Regions from separate parts of the Homo sapiens genome. Here all the other regions are linked to region 2. A link is a loop called in an ENCODE intact Hi-C map of the cell type or tissue named here. Cell type or tissue: CD14-positive monocyte. All regions are shown on one strand.

Evidence for each region. A loop is a pair of places that touch in the nucleus more often than their neighbours do. Peaks named below come from ENCODE experiments on the same cell type or tissue, not always from the same donor. Only the 100,000 strongest peaks of a DNase experiment are listed, where the experiment ranks them.
Region 1: it touches region 2 in a loop (14-fold over the local background); 33 of 110 quality-filtered maps call a loop at or near these places.
Region 3: it touches region 2 in a loop (5-fold over the local background); 13 of 110 quality-filtered maps call a loop at or near these places.

Annotation. Positions count from the first base shown.
Region 1 is chr7:73,448,110-73,456,109 of GRCh38, forward strand. It overlaps BAZ1B (bromodomain adjacent to zinc finger domain 1B), which reads right to left. Exons shown (of 20, transcript NM_032408.4): 14 at 2,738-2,885; 15 at 1,433-1,580. Among named protein-coding and RNA genes, the nearest start is that of FZD9, 18 kb to the left of the region's middle. In CD14-positive monocyte, CTCF peaks have their summits at 3,857 (motif pointing left) and 4,061; a DNase peak (open chromatin) is centred at 3,872.
Region 2 is chr7:73,321,227-73,329,226 of GRCh38, forward strand. It overlaps TRIM50 (tripartite motif containing 50), which reads right to left and starts at 6,856. Exons shown (of 7, transcript NM_178125.3): 1 at 6,674-6,856; 2 at 3,163-3,579. The coding sequence starts at 3,561. FKBP6 (FKBP prolyl isomerase family member 6 (inactive)) reads left to right here and starts at 6,935. Exons shown (of 9, transcript NM_003602.5): 1 at 6,935-7,259; 2 at 7,349-7,466. The coding sequence starts at 7,203. In CD14-positive monocyte, CTCF peaks have their summits at 3,060 (motif pointing right) and 3,327; a DNase peak (open chromatin) is centred at 2,985; H3K4me3 peaks cover 1,098 bases; H3K27ac peaks cover 1,018 bases.
Region 3 is chr7:73,418,183-73,426,182 of GRCh38, forward strand. No RefSeq gene overlaps it. Among named protein-coding and RNA genes, the nearest start is that of FZD9, 12 kb to the right of the region's middle. RefSeq lists a silencer at 5,827-5,986. In CD14-positive monocyte, no CTCF peak of the experiment used is centred here; no DNase peak of the experiment used is centred here; H3K4me3 peaks cover 428 bases; H3K27me3 peaks cover 2,241 bases.

The sequences.
Region 1 (8,000 bases), 130 kb after region 2:
GCCTGACCAACATGGAGAAACCCCATCTCTACTAAAAATACAAAATGAGCTGGGTGTGGTGGCGCATGCTTGTAGTCCTAGCTACTCGGGAGGCTGAGGCAGCAGAATCGCTTGAACCTGGGAGGTGGAAGTTACAGTGAGCCGAGATCGCGCCATCGTACTCCAGCCTGGGCAACAAGAGCGAAACTCCGTCTCAAAAAAGAAGCCCAAGCCAGAGTACCTATAAGCTGCACATTTTACAACCCCAAATTTCAGTGTGGAAAACAACAGTATTATCTTGGCAAGTACAAGGTGTCTCCTCTTTACAAGGCCCGGTATTTGGCCTTATTGAGATTCAAGTAAAAAAACAAAGCACCACCTCTACTCTCAGGGCATTCATAATCTCATGGGAGACAGACATGTATAAAACCAGAGACAAGATCCATGCACCAAAATACTACTTCAGAGAATGGAGGTTCAGCTGAACACAGAGGAGAAACCATGAAGCCTAAGGATGCAAGCACTTTTCAAAAGCGCAGTGAAATTTTAGCGAAGCCATGGGCAGTTTACCCACTGGGAATTCTGGGCAGAGAATGTTCCCAGCTGGGAGAAAGGCACAAGAGGCAAGGATGAACAACAAACGGTCTGTAACAAGTACACAAATATGGGATCTAAAGCTAATAAAAACCCAAGCTGGTATTGTGTAAGAGTCTCAGAAGTGAGGCCAGGAATTGGGATGTTATTCTAGAGGCAATGGGAAGACTAGAAGTTTGTGATCAGGAATGTGAGCAGATCTTTGCTTTGTGTACAGCATTCTGGTGTTGCAATAGTTGGGTGGATAAGAGGGGAGAAGACGTGATATAAGAAAGAGGAGTTGAGAAGCCACCAAAGGAGCCCAGGTGACAGATGTAGAAGGGACAAATGATAGCGGAGACCACGGAGAATGGAGAGCAAGAAACTGGATCATCAAACATCTGGGCATTGGATTGATATCATGGCAAATTAATGGGTTTGTAGGATGAGGGAGAGATGTTCATTTCCAAGTTGACACCCAAGTTCTACTCATGATAGGGAAGAAAACATTATGTATCGGTAAGGAAGGTAATGAGTGTGAGATTTTTAGCAGTGGGTGATAGCAGAAGTAATCATGAAGACACAGGAAGTGGGCAACAGGAGGCTAAAGGCAGAGAGAGAGATTTCATTACTTGAGAAGAAGGTATGATCAAGAAGACAGAGAATGTGGCTGGCAGTGAAAACTAGAAATGTCAACATTCAGCTAAAATTAGCTCAGAGTCCTTTGAGCTCCTATTGAAGTACTGTAAATGATCAGGCTCTGTACCCAAAAGATGAACTTAAAGCTCCTTAGATTCATTCTGTTTGAATAACTCAAGCTTAATTATAACAGCTATTCATATTTATTCATTCAATTATTTTTAAAAGAAAAGATTCTCACCTGCCACGGGAGTTGCGCCTGGCAGTAGCGGGCTGGCAAGCTGGGCACTGCCACTCACCATCTGGTACTTCATAGAGGGCCGGCCTCAGACAAAACAGGTGGAAGGCTTTATTACACTCATCACACAAGATCAATTTGTCATCCTCACCTGCAGAGAGATAAATGTGAATAGCATTGTTGGGAGCACAGCAGCAGTCAATGAGCTGTAAGGAAGAGGCAATCACCCTACAATTCAAGGCACACGAGGAGACATGTTCCATAGAATGCTACCCAGTTGTTGCTTTGTAAATGCAGGCATTTTCTAAAAAGAAATGAAGCATAACTTAGATTACAGATAATTTGGGAATCAGGTCTCCTAATTTATATCCCAAAACTTACCCATGGCTATGACAGAACAGTTAACAATTACTAAGAGGCACAAAAAACCCAAGTGAGAGTAGGAAATTTTGCTGCTTTTTCGACCTCCCCAAACGTTTCTCAACTTATGCCTGATGAGTGTTCTCTCTCTCTCTTTTTTTTTTTTGGAGACAGAGTCTTGCTCTGTCACCCAGGCTGGAGTGCAGTGGCGCGATCTCGGCTCACTGCAACCTCCGCCTCCCGGGTTCAAGTGATTCTCCTGCTTCAGCCTCCCAAAGTGCTGGGATTACAGGCGTGAGCCACCGCGCCCGGCCCCTGATGGGTTCCCTTAAACCATGTGGTTTCTTACATTTGAAAAAGTGTTGTGCTGAGTCAACTTAATATGGTAATCTCTCCTTCCAACCTTCATTCTAGAGCGATTGAACGCTTTACAGCAACTGAATGATTTTACGTAGATCTTTTCATCTCTAACCTAACTCAGAAAATAACTCTAGCCACTGAAAAGCCAATCAGCAAGGGGCTTCTAACCATGAAGTTCCTTTTGCACATATGAGACTGCATGCCACCCTCTGTACCCGGACTGCCTCCTGCTGAAAGCACATATCTTACTTCACAGATGACTAAAGTTCTGAGCCAATCAAAGGATTTAAAACTAAACTAACTAAAATAGTTACAAGGATTAACTAATTTTGTTTTCTGTAAAAAATCAGAAGATTGAAGAGATCAATTGCTTTTATGTTATGCTCTAAACCGAGGAACAAAGGGCCTGCTCTGATTCCCTGGCACGACATTTCAAAGACTGGCATGTTACAGACCTGCAGGAGAGTAAAATCTATACCACACTTATATTCTGTGTACACAAAATTCTTTTGGGTAGAAATGAAGATCTTGGGAATAGAAATCCTACTCCCTAATATACCCACATAAGCAAATTTGATTTAAATATACCTTTCTTTCGACAAACTTTGCACCTAGCATTTTCTGCGGACATATCCCACTTGATACAGGCATCAAGCATCCCAAGCAGCACGTGCATCCTGGAGAAAGTCTGAGCTTCCCGGATTGCTGTCTTCCATTTCTCCAGTGCAGATGCAACCTAAACAGAGACCAAACCAGGCCAGCATTACTACACTGACCAAAGACACTGAGAGAGAACTAGGAACAGGGGACAGTATGAGAGAATTCTGAGGACACTTGCCTCCTAGAACTTCACTAATCTAAACCATTTATTCTTATAAAAGGCTCCAAAGGGGGAAAAAAACTTGCCAAAGGTCACACAGAGATGCAGTGGAGTGGGTGGATGACTGGGGACAAGCATCTTCTAGGGAAATCCACCTAACAACTCAGTATAATTTAAAAATAGGATCACCTGTATGCTGTAAATGCTATAATGCAACAATTTTAGACAGCTAATAAAACTCCGATTTAAAAGATAATCAATAACCTACCACAACACCACCAATCCAATACCACAGCTGGATTTCAATGCCCTGCCCGAAGCAAAGAAGTCCTTGTGAAGTAATGAATCTCCTAAAGGAAAACAGCCAGTTATCCTGGAAGGTCATGGGCTTTAAAATACAGGTGCCAAGGAACAAAGATAGTTGATTCTGTTCCGAAGTGGGGTACTAAACAGACTGGGGAGAGGGATGAGGGGAACAGGGCTGCTTTTTCTCTTTCCTATAGAAACAGAGAATCACAGGGAGCCTTGTGTGTATAAATTTATGAATAACAAGGATAAGTAATATAAACACACATACAAAAATCTACATTTAAGAAGCTGCTAAAGTTCAACTGGAAACTGACTGACTCTGTTGTAGATATTTCAACATCTGCTTTGAAAAACAGCAATCTCCTTCCTTACTTTTGCAGAGCTCCTCAGTAAACTGAGGTCCACAATCACAGCTGCCTTGCTGTCTTCTCCCCTGATAAAAAGAGAGCTGACAGACACTACTGCAGATTCTCTTCTTGAGAGGATAACCCAAATCTTTTCAATGGAATATCAATGTAAGAATTTCAGGTTCGGTTCTTTAAAAGTGCTTGAGAACTGGCAGGGAATGACTACCAATGGGCTTTGCTGTCCTCTAGTGGACATTCACATGTAGTGCACACAGTATGGAAGAAAACAGTCATGGGCAGTCCTGCTTTTTACTATTTCCTATGAATTATAAAATCTGAGCATCCAATAGCTCATCTGACCTCATTAAAACTTTTTTTAAATTTGAAGGTGTTTTGGGAATAGGCTTATTTAACCTCGTTTTTTTAAAAAACAGATTTTAAATAGTATCATACAATAATAGGTAGCCCTTGTAACTGGCTTCTTTCACTGAGCATGTTTCTAGGTTCATTCGCAAAGCATGTAACAGTACTTTCATCAGTTTTACTGCTGAACAATATCTCATTGAATAGACATTGCACATGCTGTTTATCCATTCATCAGCTGACAGTTACCTGGGCTGCTTCCGTATTTTGGTTATTCAGAATCACCCCATCTTACGATGGGTCAAACCTATGACTTCACAATGGTGCAAAAGTGATACACGTTCGGCCGGGCGTGGTGGCTCACACCTATAATCCCAGCACTTTGGGAGGCCGAGGCGGGCGGATCACAAAGTCAGGAGTTCGAGACCAGCCTGGCCAATATGGTGAAACCTGGTCTCTACTAAAAATACAAAAATTAGGCGGGTGTGGTGATGTGTGCCTGTAGTCCCAGCTACTCGGGAGACTGAGGCAGGAGAATTGCTTGAACCCGGGAGGCGGAGGCTGCAGTGAGCCGAGATTGCACCACTGCACTCCAGCCTGGGTGACAGAGCAAGACTTCATCTCGAGAAAAAAAAAAAAAAAAAAGTGATACACATTCAGCAGGCTCCTCGACTTATGATAGGGTTAAACCCAGATAAAACCATCATAAATTATAAATACTGTAAGTCAAACAATGGGTTTATTGGGACATAGCCCCATCCTAAATTCAGGAGCATCTGTAATCAGGATGTCCGGACAAACGCCACCAAAGTAAACAATCAAACAAAACCCAGGATTTTGCCAAACAATATATCAGTCTTTTCTATTTAATTCAATAAAACAAAATAAGCATTAAAAACCGAAATCAACCACTATTACAAAAAGAGATTTGAGAGACAATCCATTTTTATAAATAAGGAAGCTGAATCCTAGATTAGAGACTGATAAAAGCTCATGCAACAGCCTAGTGCCAGTTGAAAAAACTTTGGCCCTTGCTAAGTGGAAACCTTCAAAGCAAAGAGCAGTGGAAAATTTCAAAGCTGTGGCTGAGTTGACCTCTGGTGGGGAACCACGAGGCATAATGCCATTTTAATGCAGAACACTGCTGAACTACTTAGTAGGCAACCTAGTTGATTTTCCAAGAAACTCTTCCATGCTTTCCATTTATGTACTGTGTCTGGACCTGCAAACTTCTCACATTTTCCTCCCCAACTAAGCTAAGAACAAGTCTCATCTGACAAACTAAAATGAGTTTACTTCACTGTGGAACACAGTACTTCAGAAGTTAATGAGAACCCTACAGTGATGGGTGAGTTCTCAATGAGAAGGAAGCACTGTTGCAGGAAAAGAAATGGAAAGGACAGACGTGACTCTTGGACAGATCACATCAAGAAAGAGACTCTTCTGTATTGAACTTGAGTTAAAAACAAAACCTATGTAGTAGTAAGACTAAAACTTAAGCCTAATGAGAAGAGATTTAGCTAAGGAGACTAGTTAACTGTTTAATATCTTAGACATCTAAAAGGTTACCTAGGTGCTATACACAGTCATTTAAAAGGAACACAGGGCCAGATGCGGTGGCTCCTGCCTGTAATCCTAGCACTCTGGGAGGCCAAGGCAGGTGGATCACTTGAGCCCAGGAGTTCAAGACCAGCAACATGGTGAAACCTTGCCTCTACAGAAAAATACAGAAAAAGCCGGGTATGGTGGCACATGCCTGTGGTCCCAGTTACTTGGGAGGCTGAAGTAGAAGGACACCTGAGCCCAAGAGTTTGAGGCTGTAGTGAGCCAAGATCACACCACTGCACCCACCAGCCTGAGTGACAGAGTGAGACCCTGTTATTCATTCATTCATTCACAAATAAAATAAAATAAGCATAGGCTGGGCATGGTGGCTCACGCCTATAATCCCAGCACTTTTGGAGGCCAAGATGGGAGGAGCACTGGAGCCCAGGAGTTCAAGATCAGCCTGGGCAATGTAGGGAAACCCCTTCTCTATAAATAAATAAATAAATAAATAAATAAATAAAAATTTAAAAATTAGCCAGGAATGGTAGCAGGCACCTGTAGTTCCAGCTACTCGGGAAAGTGAGGTGGGAGATCACAAGCCTGGAGTCTGAGGCTGCAGAGAGCCTGGGCAACACAGTGAGACCCCATCCCAAAAAGTAAAGACATTTTTAAAAATAAAAGAAACACAGGAAGGTGAAAACTAAATCCCAGCAAGATAATGACACACCACATAGTAAGTGTCTCAGCTTAAGTCATGAATTAAATCTTTATCTAAACTGAATTTTCTTTCTCCACCCTGCTTACCTCTTATCCAAAATTATCTCCCCCATATCACATATCATCCTCGGCCTCAGGAAGAAATGTAGGGGGAACATGACAACTATGTATAAACATTTGATAAGCTTTGGAAAGGACAGCAGACTCACTCTATGTAAATGGGGAGGACAAACAAGAACCAGCTGTCAGTGACAAAGAGCCCAATTTCAGTTCAATCTGAACAGGCCTATGCTGCCCCTCCCATGACCTGATCCACTCCTACACATTCTTCAAAACCCATCCTCTCTTCCCTCTGGTAAGTTTTCTCTAGTGTGCCCTGGGTATCCCTCACAGTGAGCCTGAGTACTGCTGTTTCTCATCATTACTGGTCACACCACAGTAAGCGTCCCCTGCCGGTCTCTCACACTCAAATTGAGTTCCCCGAAGGCAAGAACTTAAGGCTTTTTTTTTTTGAGACGGAGTCTCGCTCTGTTGCCAGGCTGGAGTGCACTGGTGCGATCTCGGCTCACTGCAACCTCTACCTCCCGGGCTCAAGTGATTCTCATGCCTCAGCCTCCTGAGTAGCTGGGACTACAGGCTCGCGCCACCACACCACCACACTCGGGGTGTGTGTGTGTGTGTGTGCATTTTTTCTTTTTTTTTTTAGAAGAGACCGGTTTTCACCATGTTGGCCAGGCTGGTCTCGAACTCCTGACCTCAAGATCCGCTAGCCTCAGCCTCCCAAAGTGCTGGGATTACAGGCGTGAGCCACCGCACCTGGTCCTGAACTTAAGGCTTTTTTACTCATCTCTATAAAACCTCCAAACTTACTAGCGACTGGCACAAGCAGGGCTTTACCAGATCTTTGTGAAAAAAAAGGAAAGAAGGCAGGGAGAGGCAAATCTAAAATTAGGGACAATATTCTGCACTAAATAATGGTTAGGACCTCTCCCATAATGTAATGTTCTCAAATTCTTTTCTTCACAAGTAATCTTAAGCAGAAATCTAATACGCAAAACAGACAAAAATGGAGCTGCTAGTTATTCTATTAAGTTTCATATTTATTAATAAGTAATACAAAATTAAAAGACCAAATGTGGCTGGGCGAGGTGGCTCATGCCTGTAATCTCAGCACTTTGGGAGGCCAGGGTGGGTGGATCACTTCAGCCCAGGAGTTCAAGACCAGCCGGCCAACACAGCAAGGCCCCGTCTCTATAAAAAATTTAAAAATTAGCTGGGCATGGTGACACTCGCCTATAATCCCAGGTACTCAGGGCAGGCTAAGGTGGGAGGATTGCCTGAGCCCAGGAGTTTGAGGCTGCAGCGAGCCATGACTGCACCACTGCACTCCAGCATGGACAGTAGAGACCCGTTTCTAAAGAAACGCAATAAAATCAGAAAAGAGCAAATATGACATCAGGTAGATCTGTGTGGACTAACGGGACGGAGGGGACAGATGTTTAGAATATACTGGTAAGTGAGAAACTGAAGACTGTTGTGCACAGTATAAGTTTCCACTTTTAATAAATCCAACAAATCTTTGTATATACATAAAAAGGACACCAAACTATTAAAAAAGTGACATCCTTGGGCAGTGAAACTAGGGTGGGAGTTATATATTTTACTTACCTCTCATTTTATTTACTTACAATAATAAAGCATGCTACATTTAAAAATAAAAAGTGAGGAAACTGGGTATCTAATATGA
Region 2 (8,000 bases):
TCAATGTCACCCCTCTGCATGACATGGAGAGAGTCACTAAACGTTACAGCTACCAGAAGTCACCATGTGATGCTGGCACTTCCTGGATTGAATGCTGCCTGTAGGGGACCCATCAGGTGAACTCTGTGGTCACCAGCAGATCCAGAATTAGTGGGTATTTAATCAGGAGCCATCACAAAAAGGCCGGCGCCAGGTGAGGCTAATTCTAGGGCCAGTGGTGCTCACACGGGCCTGGGTTAAACCTGGTGAATCCCCACACCCATAAACACCTGAATCCATTCCTGGTGGGCTTGGACACAGCACGGATTTGCGACCTCCCCAAGCTGACATAAATGCACTTCTCCTGGACTGCCCGGGCCCCAAACCTGACCTAGCCTTGGGGGTGCCAACCGGGACCCCTGGACCACCATCTACTGCACGATTTGACCAGAGCCCCCGTCGGTTTGTACCCATGCAATATACAGAATTTTTGGCTTGGATCGTGCCCAAGCACCAGAGAGCTGCAAGGGGCTTTCAGGAAGGGAGTTGCGTAAAGAATCAAGCACTTGCTGGCATAAACGGACAGAGTCCTTGCTCTGGAGAACGAGGCATCAGAATATTTCACAGCGGCCCAAGAACGACATTCCAATGTCACTCTCCCCAGGCAGACAGACGGGACTCATTCCTTCCCCGTGAGAGGAACTAAGTTATGCAAATCAATGCACCCATCAATCGAGCATCTCAAAATCTCAATAAACAGGAGGCAACGGGAACACCTAAAAGAGGGCAATAAAGGAGTGCAATTTAGTTGTATTCTGTGTTGCAACAGAGAAGAGCCTCGGGATCATCAAACCCCAAATCTGGCCGGGTACAGTGGCTCACACCTGGAATCCCAACTCTTTGGGAGGCTGACGCGGGTGGATCACGAGGTCAGGAGATCGAGACCATCCTGGCTAACACGGTGAAACCCCGCCTCTACTAAAAATACAAAAAATTAGCCGGGCATGGTGGTGGGCGCCTGTAGTCCCAGCTACTTGGGAGGCTGAGGCAGGAGAATGGCGTGAACCCGGGAGGCGGAGCTTGCAGTGAGCCGAGATCGCACCACTGCGCTCCAGCCTGGGCGACAGAGCGAGACTCTGTCTCAACAACAACAACAACAAAATTAAGCCCAAATCTAAAACAGGGACCCAAGCTGGGCTGCTGGATCCTAACCACAAAGGACAGATAAGCTCCCAGCCTGTTTCCCTCCCTCCTTCCCATTAACTAATAAAACATAAACTCGGCTTCCTCACCTGCAGTCAGCTTCCACCTTCCATACTCCCCTAAACCTGCTCTTGCCAAGATAATCAGTTCTTACTGCTACATCTAACACTTTTCAGTCCTCAGAGACATTTCACACACGTGATCTCCTTCAGTCTCTGTCTCTCTGATTTCCGGGAGGCCACACTCAGCTGGTGTTCCCGCTCTGAGGATTCTTTCTATCCCTTTTTTCAGGGCTCTCTCTCAATCCAGATTTTAAGCCTGGTACCCCTTGGGGTCATCATCAGTGTCTTCCCTTATCACTATGTAGACTCTCCTGGGTTGGTCTTCTCCACCAAAGGGGACTTCAGTGACCACCAGGAGGAAGGACCCTCCACACCTCTCGCCCTGAGCCCCACCGCTGTCCTGGTCTGCACACCCCTCGACCCGACTGCACATATCCAGGCACCTCCGGCTCCACCTGCCCACGCCGGATCCTCCCCTGCGATCATTTCCTCTGTGCAAGGGGGAATCACAGAGCTGGAGTCAACCTTCCCGTCCCTCACCCTCCTTGCCACACACAGTTGTCAGGGTTTTTTTCTGTTTGAAATTTGTCTTTGGTCTGCCCCAGGCCTTTGTCCCAGTTCCCATCGACTTAGGTCCTGGCACCTTCATCTCTCACTGTCCTTTTGCCTCACCCTCAAAGCTCCCCTCTGCCAGAGAGATCTGAGCATTTCATCACTGGCTTAAAACCCTCCAGCCTCCGCCTTGCTCCCTCATCCTGTGAATAAACTCCAAATCCCTTCCCGGGTCACACTGGCCTCTCCATGCCCCAGCCGCAGCTTACCTCGCTGGCCCTATCTCACCCCCACCGATGTTCCCTCCAGCCTTATGCTGGGATTACAGGAGTGGCCACTGTGCCTGGCCAACAAGGCTAATTTTGAAACTTTTGTAGAGGCAGGGTCTCACTATGTTGCCCAGGCTGGTCTCAAACTCCTGGACTCAAGTGATCCACCCACCTCGGCCTCCCAAAGTGCTGTTATTATAGGCATAAGCCACCCAGTCACGTGTTTTATAACAGGTGTTTTATATATATAACAGCCAGCCAGGTATTATTATTACTCGTCTTAAAGAATGATCTGCTAGGTTTGGTGATGGCCTATAAAGGCAGGAATTCACTGATTCAGCATTTTGGACATTTACAATGTGCCAGGCATGGCTCCAGGCACTGAAATACACCAGGGGACAAAATGAAGTCCCCACCCTCATGCACCATAGAGTGCAAACAGGGGAGTGTCCAGACACAAACAAGGGGCCTAGGGCAGTGGTGCATGCCTATAATTCCAGCACTTTGGGAGGCCCAGGCAGGAGGATCATTGGAGGCCAAGGAGTTCAACACCAGCCTGGGCAACATAACAAGACCCCATTTCTACAAAATATGAAAAATGAGCTGGGCATGGTGGTGTGCACCTGTAGCCCCAGCTGCTCGGGAGGCTGAGGTGGGAGGATTGCTTCAGCCTAGGAGTTGGAGGCTGCAGTGAGCCATGATCACACCACTGCACTCCAGCCTGGGCAACAGAGTGAGACGCTGTCTCCAAAAAGAAAGAAAAAAAAGAAAGGAGAGAGGGAGAGGGAGAGGAAGAGGGAAGAGGGAAGAGGGAAGGAGAAGGAAGAAAAGAAAAAGGAACAAACCAGAACTGCAAATAAAAAAACAGGAAGGGGTGAGCACGTGACACCAGGGAGCTCCCATCCTGTTCGTGTGGCTTCAATCCCCGGCACCTGGGTTGAGCTGCAGCTCAAACGCTAAGGAATGAATGCGCCAGGGCACAGCTGCAGGGAAATCGAGGATAGCTGGATCCTTTTGGTGCCAGGTGATGGCACCAGAGAGCACAGGATCTGGTCCCCGCGGGCCTCTCCAGCCGCCCCTGCACCCTCACTCCCCACCTTCATGCGGCTGTAGACGGTGGAGACGGGCGTGACCGGGTGGTGTTGGTGGGAGCCCAGCAGACCGCAGAGGCCACAGATGAGCTCCTGGTCCTTCTCGCAGAAAAGGCTGAGCGGGTTCCGGTGGTGCACGCAGACCTTGGGCTCCGGGTCCCCAGGGAGCCTCAGGGCTTCGATCACCCTGGCCAGGGAGACGTTGGGCAGGGAGCTGCTGCCGTCCACCGCCTGCCGGCACACGGGGCAGCGCAGCTCGGCATCCAGGTGGCAGGACAGGGAAACCAGGCAGCCCTTGCAGTAAGAGTGGCCACACTGCAGCATCAGGGGCTCCTTGAAGACCTCCAGGCAGATGGGACACTGAAGCCGGTCCTCCAGCTCTGGCAGGCTCACCTGCCAAGCCATCCACACTCACTGCCCGGGCTGAAACACAGGCATCCGACCTCAGTCCTGTCCCCTCCCCTCCCCCTGTCCAGCACTCATCCACCACCCTCAACCCTAAGGAGCACCAGAATTTTAGAGGAAACACTTTGAGTCCTGGATCCCAGTCCTAACCCACATGACCTTGGGCCCCAGTTTCCGCAGCTGTAAAACAAAAGACTGCAGTGAAAAAAACTGGTCCCTTGAAGATATGTGTGTGTGTGTGTGTGTGTGTGTGTGTGTGTGTGTGTCTACATTTTTTACTCAAATTTGGAGACAAGCATGAAAGGGGCCATCTGCAGGGTCATTTGCAGTGACACTAATAATGCAAGGTCCAGCCCCAGCATGCATCCGGACCTAGAACTGAACAGCAAAACCTAGGCAAGCTCCCCACCTTCTAGATCAGTTCCCAAACTTTCGGGAAACTGTTGAAAGCATAGGTGTAATAGAGATTCTAGAGGCCCACCTTCAAAGGATCTTCTTCAGGGGGTCTCCAGTGAGACCCAGAACTCTACACTTATAGGTGACACTCCCAGGTAATTCTAGAGAGCCTGGAACCTACAAGGCCTCTACCCTGATCTCCCACCTGCTCCCCTATGAAAGCTTGTCAATGAGACAGAAGCAGCACCAGCAGCCCCCGGGGGAGCCCGACATTGGAATACCTGGCTTCTCACAATCCGCTGGGCCTCCCACTACAGCCTCAAGCCAGCATCACTGGCTTTCCTTCTTCCCAGCAGGGAACAGCAGGCACAGAGTCAGAAGTGGGAAATGCAGCTGGACGCCTGCACCACTGCCTGGTCTCTGCCCCTTCTCTCCTCCCCTTTCCCAGCAACACCCCTGTGTCCCCAAGGTCACCAGAATCAGGTGGAAACTGGGTTACATCACGGGACTGGGGAGGCAGCCTTTGTTGGGCCTGCTCTGATAACATTCAGGTGCTGGCCTTGGCCACTGTGGAGGAGGGGCAGAAACAGAGGGACTGGGTACACCGTCCACACCTCATGACCCCAACAGGAGCAGATAGGTGCTGGGAAACAGTTCTTTCTGAATCTCAAACTCTTGCTCTTACTCTCCTTTTTTTGGGCGGGGGGGCTGGGGGGTGGGGAAAGACAGCTTGTTGCTCTGTTGCCCAGGCTGGAGTGCAGTGGCGTGGTCATAGCTCACTGTAGCCTCCAACTCCTAGGCTCAAGCCATCCTCCTACCTCAGCTGCCTGAGTAGCTGGGACTACAGGTGCATGCCACCATGCCAAGCTAATATTTAAAAAATTTTTTTAGATACCGGGTCTTGCTTTGTTGCCCAGGCTGGTCTTCAACTTCTGGGCTCAAGCAATCCTCCCACCTTGGCCTCCCAAAGTGCTGGGATTACAGGCGTGAGCCTTACTGCACCCAGCCTTCCCTCTCTCTCTCTTTTTTTCTAATACAAACTGGCAGATGATGATTCAATCTCTCTATTTTTTTTCATTTTATTGTTTTATTTATTTTAGTAGAGACAGGGGTCTCGCTTTGTTGCCTGGGCTGGTTTTGAACTCCCGGCCTCAAGCAATCCTCCTACCTCAGCCTCCCAAAGTGCTGGGATTATAGGTGTGAGCCACCAAGCCTGGCCTCTTTTTTTTTTTTTTTTAAGATATTCAAAGGTATCCTTATTTACTTAGATTTTTTAAATCAAGGTATAACATATACAAGTGTGCAAATCTTAACCACACAGCTTGATAAACACTTGATGTATATACACCCACTCTCAAGAACAAGATGTAGAGTGATTCCAGAAAGCTCCCTCCTGCCTCCTCCCAGTCATAACTCCTAACAAGGACAGCCACTGTCCTTATTACCATGTTGTCATGTGGACTGTTTTTGAATTTCACATAAACAGCATCATATAGAATGTACTCTTTTGTGTCTGGTTACTTTCACTCAATAATATTGAATTGTGAGTTTTTTTTTTAATGTGAAGTCTTTCAACGTTTAGAAATTCAATGACACTCTGTTATACAGGTTTTGTTTGTTTTCTGAGACAGAGTTTTGCTCTTGTTACCCAGGCTGGAGTGCAGTGGCGCAATCTGGCTCATTGCAACCTCCGCCTCCCGGGTTCAAGTGATTCTCCTGCCTCAGCCTCCCAAGTAGCTGGGGTTACAGGCGCCTGCCACCATGCCCGGCTAATTCTTTGTAATTTTAGTAGAGATGGGGTTTCATCATGTGGGGCAGGCTGGTCTCAAACTCCTGACCTGGAGCGATCCACCGGCTTTGGCCTCCCAAAGTGCTGGGATTACAGGTGTGAGCCACCGCGCCTGTCCTGTTATACAGTTAATGAATATTATGGTCATAATATACTGCTGTGGTTTGAATGTATCCTCCTAATTTCATGTGTTGGAAACTTAACCCCCAATGGGGCAGTATTGAAAGTTGGCTGTAGCTTACGCCTATAATCCCAGCACTTTGGGAGGCCAAGACTGGAGGATCACTTGAAGCCAGGAGTTCAAGACCAGCCTAGCAACAAAGCTACAAACCATCTTTCCAGCAAATTAAAAACTAAAAAATAAATTAGCTGGGCCTGGTGGTGCAGTTCTGTAATCCCAGCTACTCGGGAGGCTGAGGCAAGAGGATCTCTTGAGCCCAGGGAGTGGCGGCTGCAGTGAGCTGAGATCCATCACTGAACTCCAGCCTGGGCTCAGAACGAGCCTCTGTCAATCAATCAATCAATCAATCAATCAGTGTCTTGTCTGGGCCTAAATTCTCTAGAACACAATGGAAGAGAGAAAGTGAAAGAAGGTGGAAGTAACCCACAGCTGGGAGCCCTGAACCCTGCTGGTGGCAGGTGGCTCTCGTGTCCTCACCAGGTTGCCCTGCAATCACATGCTGCATCCTTTTTCCTGAACCTGCCCCACGTGCCCCACCACGCAGCCACTCCGAGGGCTCCTTCAAGGGCGGCAGCCCTGTCACTCACGTGTTCCAAAAGTGCTTCCCCTGTGCCCTGATGGCCTCGCCATGTGTCTCATCATGCCCCACGCGCTCCCACTGTGCGCCCCACCTCGCACCCGTGCCCCATCATGCTCTGCGTGCTCGTTAGGTGCCCCATCATTTCCCGCTCGCTCTCGTTACGTACCCAGCCTCCGGCCCCTGTAAGTGCCCCATCGTGCTCTCTGTCGCTCCAGTTAGATGCCCCATCCTGCCCCGCGAGCTCCAATTACGTGCCCCACCTAACCCCCCACGTCCGTGCCTCATCATGACCCGCACGCTATGGTTACATGCCCCGCCTCGCGCTACCGCGCGTGCCCCATCATGCTCTGCGCGCTCCCATTACGTGCCGCCACCTCGCGCCCCTGCACGTACCCAACGTGCCCTGCGTGGTCCCGTTACGTGTCCCATCATGTTTCGTGCGCTCCCATTACGGATCATACCTCGCACCTCACCGCGTGGCCTCTGTAGTTCCAGAGCTCGCGAGGGCCAGGGCCGTTGGCGGCGGTTGGAACGAAACGATGAGTGCCTCCTCGTGGCCCCAGAATGGAATGCCGCCGTCGGTAGGGGTCTGCCGGGCATAAAGGGGCCTTCGGAACCCCACCAGAGTCACAGCCAGGGAGGGCAGCGGGGCGCACCAGGCCGAAGGCTCACGCCACAGGGAGGGCAGCTAGGACATGGGGGGAAGCGCGTTAAACCAGGGAGTCCTGGAAGGGGACGACGCCCCCGGCCAGGTGAGGGCCCAGACGTTTCGGGGGCGTAGACGCTGAGGGGTGGCCGGGTGGGTCTGCGGCTCTGAGGCCTGGCTTTCATTCTCCATCAGTCCCTGTACGAGCGGTTAAGTCAGAGGATGCTGGACATCTCGGGGGACCGGGGCGTGCTGAAGGACGTCATCCGAGAAGGAGCTGGAGACCTAGTGGCGCCTGATGCTTCGGTGCTAGGTACGCCCTGGGGCGGTTTGTCCTCAGGATCCATGTCATCGCACTCTGTTGGGAAGAGAGAGGCCTCATTTTCAAAAAGCACTTAATGGGGTTGGAAATGCTTTGTTTGAAGTGGATTTTTGTTTTTTGTTTTTGAAACGGGGTCTTGCTCAGTTGCCCAGGCTGGAGTGCAGTGGTGCGATCATAGCTCACTGCAGCCTCCACCTCCTGGGCTCGTGATTCTCCTGCCTCAGCCTCCCAAATAAGGGATTTACAGGCGCGATCCACCATGCCCGGCTAATTTTTAATATTTTTGTAGATATGGGGGACTCTATGTTGCCCAGGCTGGTCTCAGACTCCTGGACCCAAGTGAGCCTCCCACCTCAGCCTCCCCAGTAGCTGGGATTACAAGCATGAGCCGCTGCTTCCGGCCTGAATTAGTTTTTTTAAGACGAAAGCTAGGGACTCCTATGTCCCCTTTGTGTGATGCTTCCGCAAAGCTCTTGAACCTCTGAGCCAAAGGGCCGGCACCCAAAATGCAGAGAGAAGATTTAT
Region 3 (8,000 bases), 97 kb after region 2:
GATGTGGGAAGGACTGCAGGGCTCTCGTGGGCCAAACCTCCCACTTTTATAGGAGGAAGCATTCTTTACCCAGGTGCAGGGAAGAAGGAAGGGAATTCCAAACAAGACAGAAACTCCAGTCAGTGTGTCCGCCCACTTGGGGGAAGCAAACCTCTGTGCAGAGGGAATGAGGCTCCACCAGGCAGCCAGGGCTGCCTACCCAGCAGGCACAGGGGACACCATGCCCAGAGCCCACCACGTGCTCAGGGGCCCCCAAAGGCTGGCTTGCTCTTTCTTCTTCCTTCCTTCCTTCCTTTCTTTCCTTCCTTCCTTCCTCCCTCCCTGTCTCTCTCTCTCTTTCTTCCTTCCTTCTTTTCTTCTCTTTCTTTCCCTTCCTTCCTTCCTTCCTCCTTCCCTCCCTCCTCCTCCTCCTCCTCCTCTTCCTTCTTCCTCTTCCTCTCTCTCTCTCTCTTTCTTTCAGACAGAGTCTCGCTCTGCTGCCCAGGCTGAAGTGCAATGGTGCGGCCTCAGCTCACTGCAACCTCCACCTCCCAAGTTCAAGCAATTCTCCTGCCTCAGCCTCTGAATAGCTGGGATTACAGGTGCCCACCACCACGCCCGGCTAATTTTTATATTTTTTAGTAGAGACAGGGTTTCACCATGTTGGCCAGGCTGGTCTCGAACTCCTGACCTCAGGTGATCCACCTACCTGGGCCTCCCAAAGTGCTGGGATTACAGGTATGAGCTATCATGCCTGGCCCCATTTCTTTTAAAATCAGAAGGAAAAAATATATATAACTTTTAGGCCAAAAATGTCTTCATGTATATTAATAGATTCATCTTTTCCCAATGTAACCATAAATATCATTTTTTAAAATTATTATTATTTTAGAAACAGGGTCTCACTCTGACGCCCAGGCTGAAGTGCAGTGGTACGATCTTAGCTCACTGCAGCCTCCAATTCCTGGGCTCAAGCGATCCTCCCACATCAGCTTCTTGAATGTGACCTCAGGCAGAAGTCACCGTGCCTGGCTAATTTTTAATTTAATTTTTTTTTTTTTGGTAAAGATGGGTTCTCATTATGTTGCCCAGGCCGGTCTTGAACTCCTGGCCTCAAGTGATCCTCCTGCCTTGGCCTCCTAAGGTGCTGGTATTATAGGATTGAGCCACCAAGCCCGGCCCGAATATAATTTTTAATTTTTTTTTTGAGACGGAGTTTCACTCTTGTTGCCTAGGCTGGAGTGCAGTGGCACGATCTCGGCTGACCGCAACCTCCACCTCCCGGGTTCAAGAGATTCTCCTGCCTCAGCCTCCTGAGTAGCTGGGATTACAGGCATGCACCACCACACCCAAATAATTTTCTATTTTTAGTAGAGACAGGGTTTCTCCACATTGGTCAGGCTGGTCTTGAACTCCCGACCTCAGGTGATCCTCCCACTTTGGCCTCATAAAGTGCTGGGATTACAGGCATGTGCCACCGCACGTGGCCTAATTTTCTAATTTTTTTTTTTTTAACGGAAGAAGGACCCCAGGAAGTCAAAAGTGCCTACAACCCATGAAAGTCTAAATGAGGACAATGGAGGCTGGGCGTGGTGGCTCACTCCTGTAATCCCAGCACTTTGGGAGGCCAAGGTGGGCGGATCACCTGAGGTCAGGAGTTCGAGACCAGCCTGGCCAACATAGTGAAACCCTGTCTCTACTAAAAAACACAAAAATTAGTCGGGTGTGGTGGCGGGCACCTATGATCACAGCTACTCAGGAGGCTGAGGCAGGAGAATCGCTTGAACCTAGGAGGCAGAGGCTGCAGTGGGCTGAGATCGCACCACTGCACTCCAGCCTGGGGGACAGAGTGAGACCCCGTCTCAAACAAACAAAACAAAACAAAATGAGGATGATGGGGCTTCCAATGGCAACTCGAGACATTAGTTTACTCCAGAGTCATGGAGACAGTGAATGGAGTGTGTGTGTGTGTGTGTGTGCGTGTGTGTGTGTGTGTGTGTTTGTGTGCGTGTGTGTGAGTGAGAGAGACAGAGAGGAAGAAGGGAGGGAGGGACGGTTACAGGAGTGTGGGAAAGTCAACAGGAAAAGGAGGGAAGGTTCGCTGTGAACTGACAGTAACTGTGACCTCACAGGCATGTGCGGAGTCCCCGCCCCACCAGGCACTGTGCCAAGGCCAGTACCTTCATGTCATGAGACCCTCTCAGCAACTCTATAACCTTGTCCCCACCAGAATATTCCTTTCACAGCTGAGAAAACAACAGCACAAAGAGGATGAATTAAAAATTGTCTAACATGCTGGGCGCAGTGGCTCACGCCTGTAATCCCAGCACTTTAGGAAGCTGAGGCAGGTGGATTATCTGAAGTCAGAAGTTTGAGACCAGCCTGGCTAACATGGTTGAAACCCTGTCTCTACTAAAACTACAGAAATTAGCCAGGCGTAGTGGCAGTCACCTGTAATCCCAGCTACTCGGGAGGCTGAGGCACGAGAGTCGCTTGAATCCAGGAGGTGGAGGTTGCAGTGAACCGAGATCACACCACTGCACTCCAGCCTGGGTGACAGAGTGAGATCCTGTCTCAAAAAAAAAAAAAAAAAATTATCTGACGTGACACAATCGTGGGGCATGATTTGAATCTGGGCATCTGACTCTACAAGCTGACTCAGCCCTTCTGTGACATTGCTTCCCAGGGCCTGAACCCCAAAGTAGCACCTGAGGTTTTTCCTTGCATGGGTGCCCAAGGAAATGGTGATAGAACTGACTGAAAAGGGGCCGGGTATTATAGCTCATGCCTGTAATCCCAGCATGTTGGGAGACCGAGGCAGGAGGATCACATGAAGCCAGAAGTTCAAGACCAGCCTAGGCAACATCTCAAGACACTATCTCTAGAAAAAATTAAAAATTAGCCAGGCATGGTGGTGGGCGCTTATAGTAGCAGCTACTCAGGATGCTGAGGCTGGAGAATCACTTGAACCCGGGAGGCAGAGTCTGCAGTGAACTGAGATTGTGCCACTGCACTCCAGCCAAAAAAAAAAAAAGAATTGACTGAAAAGGGGCTGGGTGTGGCAGCTCATGCATATAATCCTGGCACTCTGGGAGGCCGAGGCAGGAGGATACATTGAGGCCAGGAGTTCGAGACCAGCCTAGGCAACGTCTCAAGACACCATCTCTACAAAAAATAAAAAATTATCCAGGGCCGGGCACGGTGGTTCATGCCTGTAATACCAGCACTTTGGGAGACCAAGGCGGGCAGATCTCTTGAGGTCAGCATTTCGAGACCAGCCTGGCCAACATGATGAAACCCCATCTCTACTAAAAAATACAAAAATTAGCCAGGCCTCGTGGCACACGCCTGTAGTCCCAGCTACTCCGAAGGCTGAGGTGCGAGAATCACTTGAACCCGGGAGGTGGAGGTTGCAGTGAGAAGAGATGGCACCACTGCACTCCAGCCTGGGCGACAGAGCAAGACTCCATCTCAAAAAAAAAAAAAAAACAACAAAAACACTTAGCCAGGCGTGGTGGTGGGCTCGGGCTCTGTAGTCTCAGCTACTTGGGAGGCTGAGGTGGGAGGATCATTTGAACCTGGGAGATCGAGACTGCAGTGAGCCATGATTGCACCACCGCACTCCAGCCTGGGCAACAGAGTGAGACCCTGTCTGAAAAAAGAAAAAAAAGCACCTGTTTCTGCGGGGATGTCAGGGGCCTCCTTGCAGGCCTGGCCCCACCCCCAGGCCCACACCCAGGCCCTGGTTCCACAGATCATGGCACATGGCAGGCAGGAGAAGGGACAAAGAGGAATAGAGGGAGGAGGAGGCCCGGAGCTCCAGGATAATACAGTGGGGGGACAACAGAACCCCAAATGGCCATGAAGTTAGCAGATCGAGGACCCAGGTGAGTGTCTCCTCCTTGGGGTGTCCAACTCTCATTTCTAGAGGACTTCATTCAACAGATACGTACTTAGCACAGTGCTGAGGGCACGGCAATGAATTGGACCCAGCCTGGGGGACAACGGGGTGGGAGATGACAAGGCAGGTTAGGTGGGTATGCCCTGGAGGGGGTGATGACCAAGTCAAGTCCTAGGACTGAGTTAGCTCGAACTAGGTTAGGTACAGCTCGGGCATACCAGGTGCAGGGGCCTCTTGAGGAGTGAACGGCAGACTTTGGGTCCTGCCCGCAGTCAGTGGGACTGGAGTACAGTTAAAGACTGGGTGTGGGATGTGCCGTGGGGAACCCCCGGGAGGCTGGATCTGCCATGTGCTGGTGTAAGGAGGACCAAGGGCTGCTGCTTACAAGTCAAGCAGGGGTCCCCGGGTGACCTGGAGATAGGGTGCAACTCTTCTTCTTCTTTTTTTTTTTTGAGACGGAGTCTTGCTCTGTCGCCCAGGCTGGAGTGCAGTGGTGCAATCTCCGCTCACTGCATCCTCCACCTCCCCAGTTCAAGCAATTATCCTGTCTCAGCCTCCCAAGTAGCTGGGACTACAGGTGTGCACCAACAGACTTGGCTAATTTTTGTATTTTTAGTGGAGACAGGGTTCCCCCATGATGGCCAAGCTGGTCTCTAACTCCTAACCTCAAGCGATCCACCCACCTCAGTCTCCCAAAGTGCTGAGATTACAGACTTGAGCCACCGCACCTGGCCAGTTGCAGATTTTTTTTTTTTTTTTTTTTTTTGAGATGGAGTCTTGCTCTGTCACTCAGTCTGGAGTGCACTGGCGTGATCTTGGCTAACTGCAACCTCTGTCTCCCAGGTTCAAGCGATTCTCCTGCCTCAGCCTCCTGAGTAGCTGGGATTACAGGCGCACGCCACCATACCCAGCTAATTTTTGTATTTTTAGTAGAGATGGGGGTTTCACTAGGCTGATCTCCTACTCCTGACCTCGTGATCCATGCGCCTCGGCCTCTCAGAGTGCTGGGATTACAGGTGTGAGCCACCACGCCTGGCCCAGGTGCAGCTCTTTTAAAGTTCCTGCTGGGCTGGGCACAGGGGCTCACATCTGTAATCCCAGCACTTTGGGAGGCCAAGGCAGGAGGATTGCTTGAGCCCAGGAGTTTGAGACCAGCTTGGGCCACATGGCAAAACCCCATTTCTACAAAAAATATTTAATACAAAAATTAGCTGGATGTGGTAGCTTGAGCCTGTGGTCCCAGCTACTTGGGAGGCTGAGGTGGGAGGATGGTTTGTGAGTCCAGGAGACAGAGGTTGCTGTGAGCCAAGATCGCGCCTCTGAACTCCAGCCTGGGCGACAGAGTGAGACCCTGTCTCAAAATAAAGCTCCTGCTGTGACCAGGTGGGGCCACTAAGCACTCATAGGAGGCTGGGAAAAACTTAGTGTAGGGCTGGGGGCAGGGAGTGGCACCCCCCACCCTAAAGACGTCCTGCCAGAGCAAGGGTAGTGGAGACAGGTACCCTTGTCCCCGCCCCGGCACACATCACTGGGGCAAGGTGAGGGGCTGGGCCAAGTGCTACCTGCCCCTTGGACCAGGGACTGACTGCTACCTGGGGGGACTGAAGGGAGACAGTAGGGAGGAAGAGGCTGTGCCAGTGGGGGGCGGGGAGGCCCACTCCTATCCTGCACACATGCCCCAGGCTGAGAGAGGACGTGGTCTGCGGAGGCTGAAGGTCACAGCCCCACCTGCCCCGCCGTGCTGGGCTTTGCCCCTCATACCTGGAGAGGCGGGTGGGCCGGGAGCCAGGGTCCTGCGTTGGCTGCAGTGGCCCGCCTGCGGCTGGGCCAGCCAAGCAGGGTCAAGAAAGTCCCCAGAACACCTTGGGGACCATCTCTCCCAGAGCCTCCCCCAGGCAGGGGCCGGGCACAGTGCAGCTTGCTGGCCTCAGGGGCTGGCCCAGGAGTCAGGTGACATTCCCTGGGGACCCCCCTGGGACCAGCACAGCCTCCGAGAAGGTGGGCTCCCGGCCCGGCCCGGGGCTGGGGCAGGGCTCTGCGCCTGCGCCGTCTGAGGCCCAGGCTGCAGGGAGCTGGGACCCCGGGTCCTTCCAGGTTCCCTGGCCCCTCTGTGGGCCGGACAGGCCGGCGGGAAGGAGGGTGGGGGTGGGGGACGCTGGGGCCTCTTTCCTGGTCGCCCGGCGGCAGCTGAGGTTATTTTTTCCCCCTCGCCGCTGCAGAATTTCCCTCCGAGTTGGATAAATAAGCAGCAGAGTCCAACGTCAACGAAACAGGAGCTCGCTGGGCCGCACAAAAGCGGCTTTCAGCAGCGGCGGCGCCTCCGGGCCTGTCCCGTGGCCGGGGCTCCCCGAGCAGCGCAGAGAGCGGGACTGCCCTTGGCCGACGCTGCGATCACGGCCTCAGAGGCCTCCAGGGCTCCGGCGCTTGTCCACTTCTCTTTTTCATTTTTATTTTTAATTTAAATTTTTTTTTAAGAGATGAGGTCTCGCTCTGTCTCCCAGGCTGGAGTGCAGTGGTACAATCACAGCTCACTGCAGCCTCTACCTCCCGGTTCAAGCGATCCTCCCGCCTCAGCCTCCCGAGTAGCTGGGACTACAGCTGTGAGCCACTGGGCTTGTGTCCTCTTCTGTCCTCTCTTCTGGTCCCCACCTGCTCCCTGCAGAACCCATGCTTGCCATTTGCCCCCACAGCACTCTGTGCAGCCCCTATTAAGGACTCCCTCCCTTAAAACCTGTGGCTCCGCCAGGCGTGGTGGCTCATGCCTGAAATCCCAGCACTTTGGGAGACAGAGGCCGGCGGATCACGAGGTCAGGAGTTCGAGACCAGCCTGACCAACATGGTGAAACTCCATCTCTACTAAAAATACAAAAATTAGCCGGGCATGGTGGCGCAATCCCAGCTACTCCGGAGTCTGAGGCAGGAGAATCACTTGAACCCAGGAGGCAGAGGTTGCAGTGAGCTAAGATCGTGCCATTGCAGTGAGCCGAGATCGCGCTATTGCACTCCAGCCTGGGCAACAGAGCGAGACTCCGTCTAAAAAACCAAAAACAAAACAAAATAAAACAAACAAGAAAAACCTTCTAAGGCTCCTCATTGCCCGAGGGAAGATCCTGGCTTTCCAGACCCGCAGCATGAAGTGGGCTACTTCCTGTTTCTCGCCAGTGCTTTTGCAGAGGCTGGTCCCTCTGTCAACAACACCCTTCCCTCTCTTCTACCTGGCTCCCACTGGGTTTTGAGATTCAGCTCCTGCATTGTTTTTGCTGACTCCAGCCCCCACAGCTTCTCTCTCTAATCATGGGCATCAGCTGACACCAGAGTGGTCACTGCTCTGTCTGTCACTCCAGCTGATCTTGAGCCACCCTAGGGCAGGAGCTGAATCTTTTTTTGTTTTTGAGAGAGATGGGGTCTTGCTCCATGCCCAGGCTGGAGTGCAGTGGCGCGATCATAGTTCACAGTAGCCTCAACCTCCTGGGCCCAAGCCATCCTACCGCCTCAGCCTCCCGAGTAGCTGGGACTCCAGGCATGTGCCACCATGCCCTGCTAATTTAAAAAATATATATAGAGAGATAGGGTCTCACTATGTTGCCCAGGCTAGTCTCAAACTCCTGGCCTCAAGTGATCCTCCCACCTTGGCCTCCCAAAGCACTGGGATTCAGGCATGAGCCACTATGCCCGGTCCCAAATTTGGCTCATCTTGTGTCCCCCGAACCCAGTCTAGTCTGTGCTGTGTGCTGCAGAGGCACAAAAGGGCCATTGCCTGGCATGGAGTAAGTGCTCACTTAATGTCCCCTATTAAAAAGTGACATAAAATCAGGCAGAGGTTATAGTGAGCCGAGATCGCGCTACTGCACTCCATCCTGGGTGACAGAGCAAGACTCTGTCTCAAAAAAAAAAACAGTGACATAAAATCATAACATTATATTCTATATAACAAATGCAAACTAATCTGTCATGACAAAATGTAGTGCAGTGATTGGCTGCCTGACTATAGATGCAAGGAAGGGAGGGAGGGCACAAGAAAACTTTTGGGGTGATAAATATACTCGCTGTCTTTTTTTTTTTTTTTTTGAGGCAGAGTCTCACTCCGTCGCCCAGACTGGAGTGTAGTGGTGCGACCTTG